Regions from separate parts of the Homo sapiens genome. Here region 2 is linked to region 1. Evidence: chromatin contacts called from ENCODE Hi-C or POLR2A ChIA-PET data. All regions are on one chromosome and are shown on one strand. The core of a region is the stretch at or near the end of the contact, and the rest is flanking DNA. Distances in the headings are between cores, read along the strand shown.

Region 1 (2,969 bases), core at 36-2,535:
TTCACCTCGGCCTTCATCTTTCAGACAAAAGAACTCTAATTTTTTCAGTCAGTTCTTACAAGGAAGACATTCCAGCCACCTCCTCCTAACATTTGGTTCCCCGTTCTTCCCATATTGAAAGAATGTATCTGTCTGTCTATAAAAGCAAGATGAGGGATGATACATGCAAAGTTTCCCATGAACAGCTGCAACATAGCTTTTGAAGAGTAGGAAAATATTTTGTTTCTATTTTTAAACACCAGGTTAGATCGTTCTAAGAATGGTTAACTTTTTCTCCTGAGGTAATAACACATTAGACTGATTTTGACAGTGCATAATCCAAGTCCATGGCTCATATCTTTTTAAGATCAAAATTTGGATTACATTTTCCAAAAAGTCCTCCTACCTTCCCTACATTAAAGATATGGGCCATTTTTTTCTACTCATTCTTGCAGCAAAATTAGGTCCTAATAGCCCATAATAGCTCATGGTATTTTAACCTTCCAATTAAAATACAAATGCATTCACAGTCACAGAGTTAGAAGAAACACTATATGATTTTCAAAAAACCACTGAGCATCTCCCACATGCAAAGAACCAGGCCCTAAGAGTTAACGTGAGAAGATGGGAATAAATGTTAATGTGGAAGGTGTATTTTATCTGAGTCAAATCCCTTTATAGACCTTACCAATTGGCTCTTATTCCTACCTGTTCACCCAGGATATTCAGCAACTCGGACATCTGTGAGCCTCAACAGAGGTCTCCTTCCTTAAACCAAGAGGCCTTCTCCCTTGAGCTGATGTTGCCTCCCTACAAGACACTAGGGATGTGGCAATGCCAAGTTAAACTTTGACAAAAATGGTGGGGAAAAAAACACTTTCCTCTTTGCATTACAATCGCTTCAAGGGGTTCCAAATCGAAGCTACGTGCACCCCGACACTTCGTGGAGTTTTTATTTTGTTTCATAAACTCATTCTTGATCTCTCACTGACAGCCTATGCTTTGCATAAAATTAGGGAACAAATACTCGGAATTATCACCATACCCGTAATAAAAGATTCTGTGATACCAGGTTGTGCCTTTTTCTATCCTCAGGAGGACTCAGGGGTGAGATATGTTCAGATGTATTTCAGCACCTGCCATTGACACCCCTTTGGCTAAAGCTCAAATCCCTGTTCCCAAACCAGAGCGCACAGTCCTGTGAGGACAGGTGGGTGGGGGAGAAGCAGTGTCTAAAAATAAGTTTCAGAAATGAGCAGAGGAGCAGGGGCCTGTCCGTAATGTGTTGGAGATTCGACAGGGTTAGAGTTCCTGGTGGCCGGGTGTCAGGCTGCTTTCAAACTCCCGGTCATCATGCGGTTGGAGGTGACTTCAACTCACAGCCTGCGGGTTCTCATTCCCAAATGATGACATCGAGGCACAGGGAGGCTAAAGTTCTTCACTGAGTTTACACAAAATGCTGGTGAGCTACAGAATTACAGAATCTGAGCTGCAAAATCATTCTCTTAACACCACCAGGTAATTCATAAAATATATTAAAAATAGCGTTCATCAATGGACTCCTCGCAAGCATTTCTCTTCATATTCTAACCAGAGTCTAGCTTATAACAAAATAGTTTAAAATATGAGTATTAACTAGAAAGTTTAATTAAACCAAAAAACATTTACTAAGCACCAACTATGTGCAGAGGAGGACGCAGGTACTGCAGAGAATACCAACGCGAGTGATTTTGTTTGAAGGTCAAAGCAGATTCTGGAAAGATAAAAGTGAATTACGTCCTTCCTTTTGATTGCATACTTATGTACAGCCCTGCAAAACTTTTCATTTGTTATGCAAGATATTCCATTATATAAACCATTTTGCCTTTTACCCAAGAGTGCTTCTATTTCTCCTCAATAAGCCTAGCTCTTAGGTTGGTGTTAAGCAATTTCACATAAATGGAGCTGAGATTCTTCAACTTGTAGTTAGAGTTTTCTCACAATCCTGCTTTAGAGATGTGGTCATATTAGCAATATATTCCCCTCAATACCGAGTATTTGGGCTTCCACGGTACAGCATTTGACTAGAGATTGCAACTTTATCTTTGACTTTTGCCTAAAGCTCCGTAGTGGGTGCCATCTGCAGTGAGCAATGTATTTATATCAAGCCTGTCAGTTAAGAGAACCCTCCCAGGCATTTCGAGTTGTGATCTCTACCGTATCTGCTAGAGAGCACTTAATGATTCTAAGAATAGTCTTCTTTCTGCTTCCTCCGTCCTTTCCAGGCCTGGGAGAGAAGCCCAGGCAAAACCTCCAGAGAAATGAGTGCACGCTCACACCTAAGTCTCCGGACGTCTAGTTGACTTTGTCTTTTTTCTCTTAAGACATTGATCACCCAGTTCCTGAGATCTCAGCTAGGGCGAAGTTACTTTCTGGAGAGAGTTGTGAGCCTGGTGTTCAGAATTCTTGGGTGGATTTCTGAATATCAACTTCATAGCAGCCACTGAGTATCTCCCAACCTTCTCCTTTGAGAAGTAGGGCATGAATTCCTGTCTTTCCCACCTCTCATCTCCAAGCTTTTGAGAATACAAGATGAAATAATAAATTTGAAAGTCCTTTACGGACTGTGAAACTTACAATTATTCAAACTTAAATGTGAGTGAACGTGACTAGTTTAAATAATTGCTCACAAATGAACCACAGGTTGGTATTCATCAATGACTTGAAAAAAATAAAACGCCCAAAGTAGCTTCTCACATATTTTTGAGATAGTTAATTATTATATTTCCCACAATAGGGGAGCCCTCAAATAACACTCAGCTGCATCAAACTCTTAATATCTGAAATAGAAAAGTGTACAGTGACAGATACAGAAACGAATCAGTGCATTCAAATTCACAGGACACCTTCCTAGTTTGTCTATGATTTCCTATTGAACCAAATCATGATACCTAAAGGAGAATTCAATTTCAAATAATTAACCAGGTTGTAGCCACTTCTATTCTATAGTA
Region 2 (3,012 bases), core at 399-2,898, 110 kb before region 1:
CTATTTTCAACTTTAAGTTTCATGGAGGAAATTTTTAGAGTAAATGGTGTTATGTATATGGCTATATTTCAGCTAAAATCTGTATTCAGTTGGTTTAAGATTTGAAGGAAAGAATAAGGAGATTATAGATTGGAGACTGGCTTCTCAGGAAGTTTCTACAGAATCTAATCTTATCTCATTGCTTGTATTTGTACTTCTCTATTCAGAAACAACTAACAATATAGAGTTTTTCATCTTTTCGGAACCATTAGAGTTTGTTCTTTTTTTTTTTTTTTTTTTTTTTTTTTTTTTTTTGTGAGACGGAGTCTCGCTCCGTTGCCCAGGCTGGAATGCAGTGGCCTGATCTCAGCTCACTGCAAGCTCCACCTCCCGTGTTTATGCCATTCTCCTGCCTCAGCCTTCCGAGTAGCTGGGACTACAGGCGCCCACCACCATGCTTAGCTAATTTTTTGTATTTTTAGTAAAGACGGGGTTTCACCGTGTTAGCCAGGATGGTCTCGATCTCCTGACGTCATGATCTGCCTGCCTCGGCCTCCCAAAGTGCTGGAGGCCGTGAGCCACCAGCTACAGGCGTGAGCCACCGTGCCTGACCTCGACTTTGTTCTTAAAAATGTAAAAATATCTATTTTTTTGCAGTTTTCCCTTTTGGCAATAAAAGTATCATTATATATTAGGTCTTTAATATATATAATGCCATTAATAGATATAGACTTTATTAATGAATGTTAGAATATATAATGTGTGTGTATATTATATATTCTAACATTCAGTGTATATATATATATATACACACACACACATTATATATTCTAACATTCAGTGTATGTATATAAATATACACACACATTGTATACTCTAACAGTCATTAATAAAGTCTATATAGAATGAAAATTATGACATTTAGGTTCTTACTGACTGAAGCCATTTTAAATATTAGATGTTAGTGTAACTTTTTTGATTGTTCACAGACTATTCAATGTCTGAAGTTGTTTTACTATCTTCAAGGGCAAAATAAAATTCTTTGTACACTTGCTTGAGTTTTCTTTGTTTACCTTGAGGATGAGCTGGTGAAGACTTAAAGGCAAATTGAATGCATCTGGTTTCAGATCCAATGAGTGCAGCTCACAGAGGGTTTTCTTAAAAAGGCATTTGTATCTTTTGTAGAAGCACATTGGAGATCTTTCACAAGCCCTTGAAGAAGTCAGGAATAAAAAGTTGCAACTTCCCCGGGAGAGAGCAACTCTGACCCTAAAAGTTAACGTTACATCCCAAACGTGGAAAACAGGAAATTTCAGATGGGTTTTGGCAAAACACATAGTGCCACTCCTTCTCTTGGTGTGCTAAGTTTTCCCAAGTCTGTGTACTCCTTATAGCGCAGGAATTCTCCAAAGGCCAACATTTCAGTTCCAGAAAGAGAAATAGAATCAACGGCAACAACAACAAAACAACTTTACCAAGAGCAAGCAAATTGCCTCGTCTTGGTGACTCCTCTGCAAAACTGCAAATTCCACCCCCGTGCGGCGGGGCAGGACATCTCCCAGACAGCTGGGGACACCCTTTCCAGCGGGAGCGGGAGGCGCTGTTGTTCAGGAAAGGAAGTTGTGTGTTTGTGAATGAGCGCACTTTGTGGTTCATGTGTTTGGGCAGGACAAACTACACCACAGGGTTGGGCGGGGCTGTGTGTGCTGGGCACGTACGCTTCTTTGTTTTGTCAGCTTCCCGAGAGATCAGGGAGAGCATAGATATATCCCTTTTTCAGTTCAGAGGAAAACACCTAACAACAACCTCAACAAACACAACAACAACAGCAAAAGGACGAAGCGTGAGCCAGAAATTCCATCTGCGTGAGTATGCTGGGAAAAGCCTGGCGAGGAATCCTGGTTGGTGAAAAACAGATTCGGTGCTTATTGTTCTGCTCTGTAAGTCACCAAAGAAATGTGGGCGTGTGCTGCTGGAAAGAAAATAGACTTCCACAAAAAGTATGAATCACTTTTGTTAATTGTCAAAGAAAATATATATTAAGTGATTACTTAGCTTCTGGAATTAAAACAAAATGAAAACAAACAAGCATCCTCTGTCTCTCAATACTTTTAAAACTGAAGATGGCAAAATAAGGCAAACCAAAGCCACCAGTGCATCTTGGCATGGTCAGCAGAGGAGGGCAAGTTTTCTAAAACCTTAAAAAGTATCTTGGTGTCATGAGCCTTAGAGTTATTTGAAATGCAGTTATGTGAAACCCCCCTCTATCTTTCATGAAGCCTCAGAAAGGAGTCCAGGGAGCCGGGGTTTGTGGAAGTTAGAATTTATCTGATGATCCAGAGCTGCTTCTCCCCCACGATAGGTCACCGTGAATCGGAGTATTTTGTGGTTGGCCTTTTCAAACAGGCAAGCATTTGGTGGTTTGTCTTTTGTTTAATTTGTTACCAGATCACACAAGATATTTTTCAACAGAATTTCAGAAAGCATCTTGGGAAATCCACAAAAATGGGCTGAGTCATCTAACCAGAAACAGTCCACACCACATCTGACTCTGAATGCCTGGCTTTTCTTTCTTTGGGGAGAAAGTTCTCAGCATCAGTTGGATGAAAGGGCAGGGAAGTCGAGATTGATTTGGGGTTTACAGGGACATAAAGAGAAATTACCAGCCCCAGACTCTGAAAATTTTTAAGGTATCAGAAAAGTGCTTGTGATAGAACCTGATGATTGCTTTTGGTGCCTGGGATGGTTATTAAGGGTCAAAATAATGTGGAGATGCCATCATGGAAAAGTGACTGTGATATGAATCTGTTGCTAAAAATGATGATTTCAAGGAGCAGAATGACATTCCATCCACCTATGACACGCACTTCACATTTGGTTAAGGGTTAGGCCAAGAGCTTTTTTTCTTTCTTTCTTTCTTTCTTTCTTTCTTTCTTTCTTTCTTTCTTTCTTTCTTTCTTTCTCTCTCTCTCTCTCTTTCTTTCTTTCTTTCTTTCTCCCTCTCTCTCTCTCTCTCTCCTCTTTCTTTCTTTC

What was found. A loop is a pair of places that touch in the nucleus more often than their neighbours do. ChIA-PET counts read pairs that join two places held with the same protein, here RNA polymerase II (POLR2A). Pooled maps may share reads with other maps.
Region 2: a loop to region 1 is called in a map of gastrocnemius medialis, with 6 times the contacts of the local background. The contact joins two enhancer-like sites. A Hi-C loop is called at or near these places in 2 of 168 maps with a recorded cell type or tissue (gastrocnemius medialis and psoas muscle) and 7 of 50 pooled maps. POLR2A ChIA-PET finds 5 or more read pairs at or near these places in 2 of 52 experiments (T-cell and activated naive CD4-positive, alpha-beta T cell).

The regions. Positions count from the first base shown.
Region 1 is chr10:3,572,471-3,575,439 of GRCh38, forward strand. The region is part of intron 1 of LOC105376360 (a long non-coding RNA gene); the gene reads left to right. Among named protein-coding and RNA genes, the nearest start is that of LINC02669, 71 kb to the left of the region's middle. Within about 2 kb of position 1,286, at least 2 of the 41 ENCODE cell types and tissues checked have a DNase peak (open chromatin) inside an H3K27ac peak, as active enhancers do; they include gastrocnemius medialis and psoas muscle, where a contact is called at or near this core.
Region 2 is chr10:3,465,948-3,468,959 of GRCh38, forward strand. The region is part of intron 3 of LINC02669 (long intergenic non-protein coding RNA 2669); the gene reads right to left. All of the region lies in intron 1 of LOC105376360 (a long non-coding RNA gene), which reads left to right. All of the region lies in intron 1 of LOC124902538 (a long non-coding RNA gene), which reads left to right. Among named protein-coding and RNA genes, the nearest start is that of LINC02669, 35 kb to the right of the region's middle. RefSeq lists an enhancer at 1,361-2,560. Within about 2 kb of position 1,649, at least 32 of the 41 ENCODE cell types and tissues checked have a DNase peak (open chromatin) inside an H3K27ac peak, as active enhancers do; they include gastrocnemius medialis and psoas muscle, where a contact is called at or near this core.